Linked DNA regions of Homo sapiens: region 2 is linked to region 1. A link is a contact called in ENCODE Hi-C data. All regions are on one chromosome and are shown on one strand. Each heading gives the region's core, a stretch centred on a gene start or an enhancer-like site at or near the end of the contact. The rest is flanking DNA. Distances are from core to core; before and after follow the strand shown. Region 1 overlaps HIVEP3 (HIVEP zinc finger 3). Region 2 holds the start of GUCA2B (guanylate cyclase activator 2B).

Region 1 (7,420 bases), core at 326-2,825:
TTGGCCCGCGTGCTGGAGCCCGCTGGACGCGGGGGCAGCCGGTTCAGAGAGAGCTAGAGCCTGAGGGCTGAAGGGCATGGGGGGGTGCCCTGGAGCGGAGGAGAGAGGCAGGGCGTCCTCTGGCCTGTGCCGTGGGCGCGGGGAGCACGGGTGTGCTCAGGAGGTGGAAAAGCGGCGGGATTCTGGGGAGGTTCCGGAGGGAGAGCCCACAGGCTCAGATGACCCCATATGGGGCAGAAGAGAGGGGGAAGAACGAAAAGGAGCCATGGAGGACTCCAAGGATTACGGCCCAAGAGACTGAAGGATGGAGTTTCCACTTCCCGCGACGAGACAGATGCCGGGGGGAGCGGCAGGAGTTCGTGTCTGTGGGACGCGAGGTGGCGCGTGGGAGAACTGCCTGGAAGGAGCCAGGCGCCCCGGCCCTGCCCATGGTGCTGGCCAGGCTGGGCGCTAGCGCCACCGTGTGGCCTCTCCCAGCGGCGCCCGCCGCGCGCTCAAGCTCTCTCATTTGTGGAGCGTTGGCCTGGATCCCAGCAGGGGCGGGGCCGCCCAGCCAGGGGCATTCCCTCAGCGCCCTGCAGGAACGCAGATGTGGAGGCCCCGGCCAGCCCCGAGCTGGGCAGGGGACTCTTGGCTTCCAGCATTCATGCACTGAGTGCCCAGGACGGGCCATTACCCCCACTGGGTCTCAACTTCCACATTAGTAAAGAGGATCTTTAGGAGCCCTCCCTGCTGGACATCAGGAGACGCTGGTCCTGACTCTCCTTCACTCCTAACACTACCCCTGTGACCTTCATCTGCAAAATGCTGACAATCCCACCCCAGCTACCTGCCTGCTGAGACTGGGGGGACAGGGTATCATGGGATGACAGGAGCTGAAGTTTATTGGGTACTTACTGTGTGCCAGACCCTCACAGTCCTCTGAACAGCTTCCTAGAGTGCTTTTATTGCTACCCAGTTTACAGATGAGGAAACCAGACACACAGAAAGTAAAGTATCCAACGTCACACAGCAAGGAAGTGGTAGTGCTGAGATTCAAACCCGACCATTCCCTGCTTCTTAGTGCAGCACATCATTTTTAAACTGTCAGCGTAATAATGCAAGGGCTGTAAACCTTAGTTCTGACTCAGCCACCAGCTCTCACTGGGTCATCTGTGCCTGGATTTTGCTGTATGTAAATGAGGGGCAGGGCCAGGTGAACAGGTGTTGAATTAGGCCCCTCCCAAAGTCCTAGGCAAGGGAGGTAAATGCCTGGGGCATAACTACAAAGTTCACCCCCATCCCCAGCCCTGCTCTCATCCTAATCCTTCATTCCTCCTCTGGTCTCATCACCCTGCCTCTAGCCTCAGGGGCCTCCTTTTGCCTGCCAGCCCCAGCTCCACCCCATAGCTTTTGACCTACATCCGGCTGAATGCCCACTTTTGTCCACTTTGGACATCTGACTGCTGCATATTGAGTGACTTGGAAGTGCTAGTTCCGGGCTTTCTGGCCCCGGGGCAGCTGGGCATGGTTGAGAGCCAAAGCCTAGCTGCCCCAGCGGCCTGAGTCAGTTTCTGTGCCAGCCCTCCTGGTCAGGTGGGTGCAGTACTGATATGTGTGAGCGATGGGGCTGGCTGGCCAGCTCAACCCACCTGTCAGCAACCTCACTCTGCAGACCAGAAACAGGTTCCAATGGTCTAGTGATGGGCCAGCGAACAGGCCAGATGTTAGCGGAGCTCTCCCCAGCATCCGGATTGCTGTCCATTTCAGAGATGCCCAAACTAGACTCCTGACATGTTAGAGGTGACCCGACTGGTTGGGGTCATCCCAGAGGAATCAGACCAGGAGGCTAGTATTCCAGAGCCCTAACCCCCACTTTTAGACTCTATTCAATAACTCTGTCATTATTCTTATAGTCTGTTTAAGGAGTGCAAGTGACCTAAATGTCCAACAATATCTGAAACAAGTATCACAATTTTGTTTTTTGTTTACTCTTGTGAACAATTGCTTCCAAGTCACTCAACATGCAGCAGTCAGATGTCCAAAGTGGACAAAAGTGGGCATTCAGCCACATGTAGGTCGAAAACTATGGGGTGGAGCTGGGGCTGGCAGGCAATGGGAGGGCCCCGAGGCTAGAGGCAGCCTGGACTTCAAAAGGGCAGTGGCTCCTCAGATAAGAGCGTGGCTGGGATGGGGACCTGCTCTGCAGCCTGAGGCCAGCTTAGTCAAGCCGCCCACAGAGGCCAGAGTCCGCCACCTGCCAGATGCCATTGTGCCAGCCACCGGGAGCCTGGTCACCGTGGCAGATGTGTGTGTACACTGACCACGGATGGCTCTGTGCTGCTGGACCAGCCAGTGTGACTGCCCTGTCCTGGAATAACAGATTTCATCATTAATGTATTAATATGGTAGCTATAATTATTTTTAAGCCCTCAATATGTGCCAGGCCTTCATTTTAGTCCTCCTAGAAAACCTGGTGAGGTGAGACCATCACATTCATTCGACAAAGGGGGAGACCAAGCAGAGCAAGGTGGTAAGTTGCCCATGGTGAAGCCAGCACTGAGATGCTAGTGAAACAAACAAACAAACAAACAAACAAACAAAGACTGTCTTCTTTGCTATGGCTCAATCCCAGCCCTACTGCTGTCTTCCATGGGCAAGTTACTTACTTTCTCTTACCTCAGTTTCCTCATCTGTAACATGAGGATGAGAACAGTACCAGCTTCACAGGATTCTCTGAGGTCTAAATGAATAAATATACCTAAAGCTCTCAGAACTGAACATTGCACATTCTAGGCATAAGGGAATTATTGTTCATTATTATTTACAAAGCGCTCCCATATCTGTTACGTTTCTTGGTTGTCCCAACAATCTTGTGCCCTTGCGATGGCTATTTTGCCCAGTCAGCAGGCAAGGAAACTGGGGCTCAGAGAGGAGCAGCCGTGTGGGCAGTGGGGCCAAGGCCCAACTGTGACCTTGGGTCTTCTGTGTTTGCCCTCAGGAACCAGTGACGACCTGTTCCAGGACTCGGAAGGACGAGAGGGTTCAGAGGCTGTGGAGGAGCACCAGTTTTCGGACCTGGAGGACTCGGACTCAGACTCAGACCTGGACGAAGACGAGGATGAGGATGAGGAGGAGAGCCAGGATGAGCTGTCCAGACCATCCTCAGAGGCGCCCCCGCCTGGCCCACCACATGCACTGCGGGCAGACTCCTCACCCATCCTGGGCCCTCAGCCCCCAGATGCCCCCGCCTCTGGCACGGAGGCTACACGAGGCAGCTCGGTCTCGGAAGCTGAGCGCCTGACAGCCAGCAGCTGCTCCATGTCCAGCCAGAGCATGCCGGGCCTCCCCTGGCTGGGACCGGCCCCTCTGGGCTCTGTGGAGAAAGACACAGGCTCAGCCTTGAGCTACAAGCCTGTGTCCCCAAGAAGACCGTGGTCCCCAAGCAAAGAAGCAGGCAGCCGTCCACCACTAGCCCGCAAACACTCGCTAACCAAAAACGACTCATCTCCCCAGCGATGCTCCCCGGCCCGAGAACCACAGGCCTCAGCCCCAAGCCCACCTGGCCTGCACGTGGACCCAGGAAGGGGCATGGGCGCTCTCCCTTGTGGGTCTCCAAGACTTCAGCTGTCTCCTCTCACCCTCTGCCCCCTGGGAAGAGAACTGGCCCCTCGAGCACATGTGCTCTCCAAACTCGAGGGTACCACCGACCCAGGCCTCCCCAGATACTCGCCCACCAGGAGATGGTCTCCAGGTCAGGCCGAGTCACCACCACGGTCAGCGCCGCCAGGGAAGTGGGCCTTGGCTGGGCCGGGCAGCCCCTCAGCGGGGGAGCATGGCCCAGGCTTGGGGCTGGACCCACGGGTTCTCTTCCCGCCCGCGCCTCTACCTCACAAGCTCCTCAGCAGAAGCCCAGAGACCTGCGCCTCCCCGTGGGTGAGTTCCTGCCCCTGGTGGCTGGGCCGCTTCTCCCCTGTGGGTGCAGGGGTTGCAAGTTCACACCCTCCTGGGTATCACACCTGGAACTAAACAGCTCTGCCAGCTCAGTAGTTATTAATAATTTCGCAAACATTTATTAGGCACCTACTGTGCCATGCACCATGCTGGCTGCCCTAAATCAGCTGGCTTATTAAACTTTATTTTAGCCTCAGAAGCACAGAGCATGGACTCTGGAGTTCATGGGAAATGGGTTCTACCACGTATTAGTCCGTTCTTGTATTGCTATAAACAAATTCCTGAGACTGGGTAATTTATAATGAAAAGAGGTTGAATAGGCTCACAGTTCTTCAGGCTGTACAGGAAGCGTGGTGCCAGCATCTGCTCGGCTTCTGGGGAGGCCTCAAGCAGCTTTTACTCATGGCAGAAGGCAAAGCGGGAACAGGCATCTCACATGGCAGAGTGGAAGCAAGAGAGAGAGTTGGGGGAAAGGTGCCACACGCTCAAAATGCCAGATCTCATGAGAAATCACTATCTGGAGGACAGTATCAGGCCCTGAGGGATCCGTCCCCATGACCCAAACACCTCCCACCAGGCCCACCTCTAACACTGGGGTTTACAATTCAACACGAGATTTGGGCGGGGACAAATATCCAAACGATATCATATCACTTGCAAGGGGTGTGGCCTTGGATGAGGTTGTAAATACTCGTGCAATTCCCCATCCCCCACCCCATCCCCATCTGCCTGTGTTCTTTGAGCAGATGGCACAACTTAACCAAAACCATCACCATCTCCAATATCACTGTCACCAGTGCTCTCAGAGACACCACAACCAATATCATCCTTGTCAACCATCAGCACTATCCCCATGGCCAGCACCACCACTGTCACCATTGCACCAACACACCACTGCTGCCACCCCATGAGCACAGTCACCATCCCTGTCCCCTCAGCTGCCATGACCCCTCCACCGATAGCACCATCATTGTCAGCTGACCCCCTTCCGACACCTTCTCTGTCCCCGTGTTGCCATGACCCAGCCCTGTCACTCCTGGAGGAACACTGATCTAGGAATCTTTCCTTGATTTTTAATTTTGGGTTCACATTCAAATTCCTGGAGGTAGCAGAAGGGCAAAGAGCCTCAGGTGGGAACTCATGTCCAAGAGTGAAGCTGGGTGAAGACCATTTTAGGAACAGGACAGGCAGCAGACCCACATAGAGGCCAGGCTCATGGGTGACAACAGGGCCCCACGTCGCTCAAGTATCCCCTCCTTTGAAGACAGATATGCTGGCTAGAGGCATGGAGACCATGGGGCCTGAGCATACTCATGGTCACTGTCGAGCTGGAGATGGCCCATTCCAGAGATGGCAGCTGGCTCAGCATCTGTGGGCAGGGAGTCAGGAACTTGGTTCTGGGCTCAGCTCAGCCGGGACCCTGGACTCGCTCTGTGATCTTGGGCGAGTCCCCCTCCCACTTCCAGGCCTCGGCTCCCCATGTGCCCAGCATGTAACCTTCACCTTACCTTGTCTTGTTTTCTGACCCCAGCAGAAGGCCGAGTCCCGAAGTCCCTCCTGCTCACCCGGCCCTGCTCATCCTCTCTCCTCCCGACCCTTCTCCGCCCTCCATGACTTCCACGGCCACATCCTGGCCCGGACAGAGGAGAACATCTTCAGCCACCTGCCTCTGCACTCCCAGCACTTGACCCGTGCCCCATGTCCCTTGATTCCCATCGGTGGGATCCAGATGGTGCAGGCCCGGCCAGGAGCCCACCCCACCCTGCTGCCAGGGCCCACCGCAGCCTGGGTCAGTGGCTTCTCCGGGGGTGGCAGCGACCTGACAGGGGCCCGGGAGGCCCAGGAGCGAGGCCGCTGGAGTCCCACTGAGAGCTCGTCAGCCTCCGTGTCGCCTGTGGCTAAGGTCTCCAAATTCACACTCTCCTCAGAGCTGGAGGGCGGGGACTACCCCAAGGAGAGGGAGAGGACCGGCGGAGGCCCGGGCAGGCCTCCTGACTGGACACCCCATGGGACCGGGGCACCTGCAGAGCCCACACCCACGCACAGCCCCTGCACCCCACCCGACACCTTGCCCCGGCCGCCCCAGGGACGCCGGGCAGCGCAGTCCTGGAGCCCCCGCTTGGAGTCCCCGCGTGCACCGACCAACCCCGAGCCTTCTGCCACCCCGCCGCTGGACCGCAGCAGCTCTGTGGGCTGCCTGGCAGAGGCCTCTGCCCGCTTCCCAGCCCGGACGAGGAACCTCTCCGGGGAACCCAGGACCAGGCAGGACTCCCCCAAGCCCTCAGGAAGTGGGGAGCCCAGGGCACATCCACATCAGCCTGAGGACAGGGTTCCCCCCAACGCTTAGCCTCTCTCCAACTGCTTCAGCATCTGGCTTCCAGTGTCCAGCAACAGACGTTTCCAGCCACTTTCCTCGAATCATCCCACTTCCTCAGCCCCATCTGTCCCTCCGTCCAGGAGCTCTCACGGCCCCATCTGTTGTACCTTCCCATGTATGCAGTTACCTGTGCCTTTTTCTACACCTTTTGTTGCTTAAAAAGAAACAAAACAAATCACATACATACATTTAAAAAAAAAACAACAACCCACGAGGAGTCTGAGGCTGTGAATAGTTTATGGTTTTGGGGAAAGGCTGATGGTGAAGCCTCCTGACCCTCCCCGCTGTGGTTGGCAGCCACCCACCCCAGAGGCTGGCAGAGGGAAAGGGGTACACTGAGGGAGAAAGGAAAAGGAAACTTCAAACAATATAGAATTAAATGTAAAAGGAAGCACTCCTGTGTACAGATGCGATCAAGGTTCCTGTTTATTGCCACTTCACCCCCCTGCCCAGCTCGTAGCCACCCCTCTCTGCCAGCAGAAAGGCCAGTGTCCCCAGGCAGAGGGGCACAAACACAGGCAGGTGACCCCCACCCAGGCCCCAGCAGGCAGGCCCAGAAAAACTAATCTTTTCCTTTTTTTTTTTTTTTTTTTTTTTTGCAAGAAAATAAAATGATACTTTTCCTAGGATTTCAACACAAAATAATAGGTGCAGGTAGAAGGAGGAGGGCTGGCTCCCCAAGGGCTCCTGGATACTCTGGTAGTCTGAGTCATGGGCCCATCCTGGCACTCCACAGGTGGGCAGGCCACCCCACCCACGCACCCCCACTCCAGACACCTCCCTTCTGCACCCCACCCTGGCCCCCTGGGCTGGGGAAGGAGCCCTGACTGTCCGTCCCTGGCTCCCAAGCCCCTGACCGAGGCCTCACTCTCCTGTTGCCTCCTCTGTTCTAAAACCACCAAACCACCCACAAAGGCAGAAGTGGCAGGGCCCGAGCCCTAGCGGCCGTTCCTGAGACTGGGTTTTGGGTTTTGTTTCATCTTGGTCCCTGGGGTACAAGGGAGCCTGTTCCCCTCATGGCTGGGTTTTTCCAGTTCTCCACAGCAGAGGTTTGCGGGGAACTGTTTCAGGACCACTTTGCCACAGGACCGTTTCCCCCCGTCCCTGCCC
Region 2 (7,452 bases), core at 2,321-4,820, 640 kb before region 1:
TTTTTTTTTCATTTTTTTTCTGAGACAGGGTCTTGTTCTTGTCACCCAGGATGGAGTGCAGTGCTGCAATCTCGGCTCACTGCAACATCCGCCTCCTGGGCTCAAGTGATTCTCTTGCCTCAGCCTCCTGAGTAGCTGCGATTACACGTCTGGCTAATTTTTGTATTTAGTAAAGACGGGGTTTCGCCATGTTGGCCAGGCTGGTCTTAAACTCCCGACCTCAGTGATCCTCCCACCTTGACCTCCCAAAGTGCTGGGGTTACAGGTGTGAGTCACCACACCCAGCCTATAATTATTATTATTTTTAAATACAAGGTCTTGCTCTGTTGCCAAGGCTGGAGTTCAGTGGTGTGATCACAGCTCACTATGGCCTCAACCTCCCAGGTTCAAGTGATCCTCCTGTCTCAGCCTCCTGTGTAGCTGGAACTACAGGCAAGTGCCAATACTTCTGGCTAACTTTCAATTTTTTCATAGAGATGGGATCTCCCTACGTTGCCCGGGTTTGTCTCAAACTCATGGCCTCAAGCAATCCTCCCATCATGGCCTCCTAAAGTACTGGAATTACAGGTGTGAGCCACTGTGCCTGGCGTTTGTTGGCTATTAATTATTATTAATATTCCTCAGGCTGCCAGGATGGAGAGAGGGTGGGAAGGCCTCCCAGCTGGAGCTGGCCAGATGGTCCCTGTGGGGCTGGGAAAAGTGGGAGCTTGGGAATGAGGATGAAGGCCAAGGGCCGATCTTCTCACGCAGACCCCAGGCAGAGTCGGCCCTGATTACAGCTTGGGAGGACATGCTGCTTGAATCTTCCCTCCACTCTCTCCTTCTGTCTCACCTCCTCCCTGCCCCAACCCCACTCCTGCGTCAGGAGCACAGTTGCTCTTGCTCCGAAGCTGGGGAGGCCTTGAGTTCAGCCTGGGGGTCGCCAGGTCTGGCTGGCTCTGGGGCTTCTGAGCTCTGTGATCCTGGATGCCTCATTCCTGCTCCGAGCCTCAGCTCCCTCATATTCGGGATGGGGTTCAATCAACTCCCCGGGCCTTGAAAACTTCAGGAAAATTCCTGCCTGGTATTTTTAGTCCCGTCTTTCTCCTCAATCCACACTTCTTCTCCAGAAGCTCCTCCCATGGCTCCTGGGGATGAACAAAGGACACGTGGACTCGTGTGTTGTAGAATCTTTATTCAGGAGCTGGGCTGCCTCAGGGGCCTCCCCCTCCAACTCTATGTCCGATTGCTTTGTACCAGATCCAGCTGCTCAGGCCCTGGAAGGGTGGTGATGACCATGGTGGCCAGGGACCCATCTTGAGCATGGACGGGGATGGAAGCCTGCCAGGGTGGTGGGCTGAAGGGCGAGGTGTCCCTGGTGGGCTCAGGGTACCCAGGGCTATCTCAGAGGCAGCCGGTACACGCAACGTTCACACACAGCTCACAGTCGTCGTTAGCGATGGTCCCTGGGCAGGGAGAGAACTGGTCAGTTGACCTGAACCTGGGCCCTCTGTGGCCAGGCAGCAGAAGAGGTCTGCTTGGGAATGGGCGGCATCTTCCACAGACTGGGAGCAGGAACGTCTAGAGGTGGAGTGAGGGCTTGGGTTCAAGTCCCAGATGCTCTCCTTCCTAGCGGCCACTGGGCAAGTCACTCACACTCCCTGTGCCTGAGATTTCTTGTTTGCTAAATGGACAGGGTCACTGTGAGGAGATAATGCAGGACCGACAAGTCCCGGCACACAGTAGGTGCTCAGTAAGTGCTAGCTAGTTGCTACATTCTCGTGCCTGGCTCTGCACGATCCCTCAGGTTTCAGCTTGGCTGACACCTCCTCTTGGAAGCCTTTCACACCCCTGTCCCATCGCAGATGTCAGCCAGCTCTCCTCTCTGCTCCACGCAGCCATTGTCTGTTGATGGGTCTGTGCCTGGCGTGGACTAAGGGGACGAAGCAGGTTCCAGGCATGCCTGACTCACAGTGCCCAAACCGGGGAGTCCTGGGAGCCAGTGGGACAGGGCCTGAGTTACTTGAATCTCCCCATCCTCAGCCGCTGGGTGCTTAAGAGAAACAACCCAGGTGGAGGAGCCTGGGCGTGGGAGGAGACAGAGCGAGGTTCTGCAGGGAGCGGGGGCACTTACTCAGGGTCTTGAAGATGCTGGAAGCCTCCTGCGAGGCGCAGACAGGCTGAAGGTCCTGAGGCAGAGCAGGGTGGTGGCACACGGCGGGCAGGAGGCTCTGGGCCTGCAGGCGGGGGCTGGGTGCCCACTGTGCCTCCAGGTCACTCAGCTTCTTCATGGATTCCAGCTGGACCCGGAAGCCTTGGTACTACAGACAGGGGAGAGGAGATAGGAGCAGGTCAAGACCTGGTCCAGGGGCAGGCACTGCCATGACACCCAGGGTTGCTCAAACCCTGCAGATCCTCCAGAGCCTTCCCCGTCTCTATGGGAAGTCCAGGGCCACACTGGAAAGAGCCGCTGCGGTGAGAGGTGTGAGGAAGAAGCAGCGGGGCTGTGGAGCACAGTGGTTCGAGGCTTTAGAGACAGACAAGCCCTGGTTCAAATCCCACCTCTGCCCATGACCGGCTGCCTGTCTGTTCCCCACTCAGCCTCAGTTCCCTCATCTGACATCTCCCGTGGGGGCCTGGTACCAGGGCACAATCACTAACTGAGTACGCCTGCCTGAGCTCACATGGCAGAGTGATGGCAGCCCCAAGTAGCTGGTCTCTGAGGCCAGGGCTGTTGGGGAGGCCAAGTCTCCTGCACCCCTCTCTGGGACCCACTTTGTTCTTCCCAAGGAGACCATGCCCAGAGTCAGGGATGTGACACCCAGGGCCACAGACGTCTCTGCTATGCTGGGCGAGGCCAGCAGCATCCCCTGTGACGTGGCAGACAGGCCCTGCTGTGACGACTACTGCCACTCTCCCATGCCCCCTGGAAGGGCACTGGAACCCCCATAGTCTTCTATCTGGTCTTTGCACATGCTGTGCCCCTTGGCCTGGAACAGTTTCCCCATCATCTGTGTCTGGCAACCTCCTGTTCATCTTGCAATGCCAGCTCAAGGGTTACTTCTCAGGAAAATTTTTCTGGAGCCTGTCCTCCTCCACCTACATGTGGGTGAATATACGGAACTGTGGGAGCATAACAGGGTGTCTCCTTCCCTTTCTGGCCTCCTCCCATGCAAGGAGGAGCCTTCTGTTCCACACCCTGACCTCTGTGACCAGCACGGGCCTTTGAGGGGAGCAGCGCTGAATCAGTTTGGTGTTGTCATTGCCATCATCACTGCCATCAACATCTGGCTGCCCCCACCCACCAGCTGCCTTGGTCTCTGGGCTGTGATGGGTGTTGGGCTGAGCCCCGGGCCCCGTGCTCCCCCGGTGCCCCTCTGAATTCCCAGTACACCCTCTCCAGCCTAGCCTCCCACCATGGGGCCCTTCAGGCAAAGGGAACGCTGGCCAAGGGACTCACCTGGATGTAGACTGACTGTGTGCTCTGCAGCAGCAGCAGGAGGACCACGGCCACTCCTGGCAGGAGCCCTGATGCAGCCCTGCAGCCCATCGCGCTCCCTGGGTTCCCCCTGCCGCTGTCCACCGTCTCCCATCTGTGTCCCTGCCTAGCACCTCCTTATAGGTCAGGCTCAGGAGTCCTGGTCACTCATTAACTGGCCAGCTGGGGTGGGGTTGACAGCTAGCTGGCTCTCTGACAAGCCGGGGCTGGTTCCTAGGAAGGGGGTTGGGGGCGAGGAGGGCAGGAGCCCAGAGTCTATGGGAACACAGTGCTTGAACACCGAGTGCCTGCCATGTGCCGGGCTCTCCATGGGGGCCTTGGAGCACACCATCATTCACTCCTCAAGACACCTGTGTGGGTGTGATGACGGGGAGGCCATTTTACAGACAGGAAAAGTGAGGCTCAGGAGGGAGGGTGGCTTTCCCCAGGTCACGGAGCTAGTTAATGTCAGAGAAGGGGCTCCAGCCAGGTGTCCTTGGCCCAGGTCAGCCCATGGTCCTTTCTCTGGGGGAAGGATACAGACAGAGAGGCTGGTCCAGGGCAAAGTGGGCAGACACTGCTGATTTCAGGGTTCTCAAGACCCCACTCCCCCAAGACCCACATCTCTCTCACTCCCTCTCCTCAGTGCTATTTAACGACTATCTTTCAGACCAGTCCTGGCCCCACGTTTTGAACCTGCCTCTGCTTGCCATCTCCCACCTGTGCCTGGGTGCTTCAGGCCATGTTTGACCCATCTCACCTGTCTGTGCTTTCAGAAGCCAATAGCCTAATCCAGCATGGAGGAAAAGGCAGTAGTGTTGGAGGCAGATTGACCCGCATTCAAATCCTAGTCCTGCTGCAGCTGTGTGATTTAGGATACGTCACATCAATTCTAATGGAATCTTAGTTTTCTCTTCCATCAAATGGGCATGATACAACCCCTCTCGTAAGGTTGCTGTGAGGGCCCCGGCCCACCTGAGGTTGCCCTTATCTCCTGGGTAATGCATCCATAGCAGCCCCTGAATCTTACAGTTGCCTTCTAGGCAATGCATAACCTACTGCCCCAGTGGTTGAAGGTTGGGTCAGAGAGAAGAGGGCAAAGTCTCTAAGGGTGATATCACCACTGCCATACCAGGCAGCTGTAAACAGTGCGTGTGCCAGGGCTCAGCTCTGCCAGGCACAGACTCTGGCATGTGGCAGGCTCCCCTGACATTGAGCCTGAACGTTGGATTGAAGCCCTGATAGCTCACCTTGGCATTTAAGATGCCACTCCCAAAAGTGGCTAAAATCTGATGTCATCGTGCTTCCCCATACCAACCCTATTTGCACAGGTCTAATCCCATCTCATGTCTTTGCCTACTCATTCCACCTGCCTGAAATGCCATCTTCCTTTTTCTTATCTCAGACTGAAATGAAGAAGAAGCTCAAGTGAACTTTGGAATTTCTTATGTATTGCTTTGAATCCAGACTTCAGCCTTTGCTCTTTAGAGTCTATGGAAATGAAGGGAATCTTACATGCCCTCTAATCTGTAAAATGAAAACAACCATCTGGGAATAATAGCTCTCATTTCTTGAATACTGTGCACAAAGCTATGTTATAGTCGTAATCCCATTGAATCCTAAAGGATAGGCATAATGGTTATTCCCATTTTACAGATGAGTAACCTGAGGCCCAATGAAGCACCATGTTTGTTGTCACTGTGGGAGCAAGAGGGGTAAGCAGATTTTCTACCTGGAATTCTTGCCTTTGCTCAGCCTGTGGTGTTATAGAAAAAGGAACTGAGGACTTAGAGATGAGGAGAGCTGGGTTCAAACCCGAATGACAGCACTTACCAGCTGTGTGATCTTTGGTACATTACTTAGCTTCTCTGAGCCTCCGCTTCTTCATCAGTAAAGTAGAGAAAATAGTAATAATAATTTTTAAAAAGACCTCATAGTGGTTGTTGTAAGGAAAAACTGAACGATACCTGTCCCAGGAGAGCCTGTGACTCTCCCTAAAACCAACCATTTCCCCAGCATGTGCCTGGCTTATGGGGGATGCGTCATGAAGGGGGGTTTCCCTGCCTCTCCTTATGTAACTCCCATGACAAGCCCCATCTCTCAATCTATAGCAGGACCAGTGCTGCTTTCTGACATGCACAGGCTGAACTCAATGCTGGGCTGGAATGTCCATACTTGGGTCTGATCAACTGTAGGACCTTGGACAAGCGACGACCTCTGTGATCTCAGTTTCTCATTTGTAAAAATAATGTGACGTCTCCAGTGTTTGAGGTTGTTATGAGGCTGCTTGATACCTAAATCTATGGTCTTTCCACGAGAGGAAGCTCATCTCCCTTGACCCCCACATCAATGGGACATAGCGGTAGGGTCTGGGGGCCCCTTGGCCATGGTGTCTGTCCTTTCCTCGCCCTGTGGCTCCTCCAGCCAGGGCCCGTCATGTGTCAGTCTTCCCTGGGAACCAGGTATGACTTCCCTATCTGCCTAACATGACTCAAGTTTATTTGTCAAACCCACCTCCTCCTAATCTCTTTCTAAATGACCCACCATCCATCACAACCAACTTGGCCACAGACGCAAATCCTTGACGCTACCCCTGGCCAGCCCATGTGCATTGACGTGGTATTATCAGGGCACTTCCTTCTTTAGGGATGTGGGAAGTGACTGTCACAAGAGCCTGGAGTTCACCCTGTGTGGAAGCCTCAATCACAGATGTGGGGTGGGTGACAGTTTGCCCATGTGCATTTGGGCAGCTCCGCTCTCTACCCTGGCCTCGCTGCTCAGTGCCCACTGCTATGGTGCCCAGAGCCCAGGGCTCTCCCTGCCCCAAACTGCTCAGTTCCCCACAGCATTTGTCATAGCTGACCACTCCATCTTTCTTGGAGTAAAGTGCTTTCACCATTTGACTCCTGGGACTCTCCACATTTTCTGCCAATCTCTCTGGCTCCATATTCTCAGCTTCCTTCCTTGGTTTTTCCTTCTCTTCCTGACCTCTAGGTGTTAGAGTGCCCAGGGGGCACCAAGGCTGTCTTTGGACGTCTTTCTTCCTGTCTGTAATCACCCCCTTGGCGATTTATCCCATCACAAGGGCTTTAATACCATCAACACTCTGTTTACTCCATAGCCTGGCCTTTCTTCTCAATCCCAAACTCATTTATCTACCGGCCTCCTCAGTTCCTCTCATACCGGTTGATAGTACTACCATTCACCCAGTTGTCAAGTCAAAAATCTGGGAGTCATCCTTGATGTCTCTTTTTTATTTGCCAAATTAAATTCACTAGCAAATCCAGTTGGCTCTACCTTCAAGATATTTCTGGATTCCACCCGTTTCTCATCATCTCCACTGCTATGATCAAGGTTCAAGCTATCATCACAGGTTGAATGGATTATTGCAATAGCCTTATATTAGGCAGGGTTCTCCAGATAAGCAGAACATACACACACACACACCCACACACAGATACAGAACACACACACACACATACATCCTATATAGAGATATATATTTCTTACTAGAAAGTCTACTGATTGTAAATGTTAATCACACTGAAAAAAATCTTACTTCAGAGAGCTTCTCCCACCACTCCTAACTCTTTTAACTTGCTTTCTCGTAGCACCTGTCATACATATCCATCTAAAGTTTTGCATCTTTCTGTCTCCTAGAATGTAAGTTCTATTACAGTAAAGAATTTGTTTTGTTCTCCTGAAACAATACCTGGCACGTCTATCCTATTGGATAGATCTATCTATGTGTCATCTAACTAAATTTATTTTAAAGAACTGGCTCACATGACTGCTGAGCTGGTAAGTCTGAAATCTGTAGGGAAGTTTGGCAGGCTGGAAATTCAAATTAGATTTGATATTGCAGTCTTGACTCTGAAATCTGCAGGGCAGGCTAGCAGGTGAGAAACTTAGGGTTCCTATGTTGCAGTCATTGAGGCAAAATGCTTCTTCCTGAAGAAAGCCTTTATTTTATTTTATTTTATTTTTGAGATGGA

What was found. Hi-C counts contacts between places; a loop is a spot of excess contacts on that map. Pooled maps may share reads with other maps.
Region 2: a loop to region 1 is called in a map with no recorded cell type, with 4 times the contacts of the local background. The contact joins the promoter of GUCA2B here to the enhancer-like site in region 1. A Hi-C loop is called at or near these places in 6 of 37 single-sample maps with no recorded cell type and 6 of 50 pooled maps.

The regions. Positions count from the first base shown.
Region 1 is chr1:41,509,311-41,516,730 of GRCh38, reverse strand. HIVEP3 (HIVEP zinc finger 3) reads left to right here. Exons shown (of 9, transcript NM_024503.5): 8 at 2,981-3,915; 9 at 5,465-7,420. The coding sequence ends at 6,280. Among named protein-coding and RNA genes, the nearest start is that of EDN2, 28 kb to the right of the region's middle. RefSeq lists a silencer at 379-558 and an enhancer at 3,203-3,703. Within about 2 kb of position 1,575, at least 12 of the 41 ENCODE cell types and tissues checked have a DNase peak (open chromatin) inside an H3K27ac peak, as active enhancers do.
Region 2 is chr1:42,149,528-42,156,979 of GRCh38, reverse strand. GUCA2B (guanylate cyclase activator 2B) reads right to left here and starts at 3,570. Exons shown (of 3, transcript NM_007102.3): 1 at 3,440-3,570; 2 at 2,114-2,300; 3 at 1,160-1,445. The coding sequence starts at 3,529. The coding sequence ends at 1,384.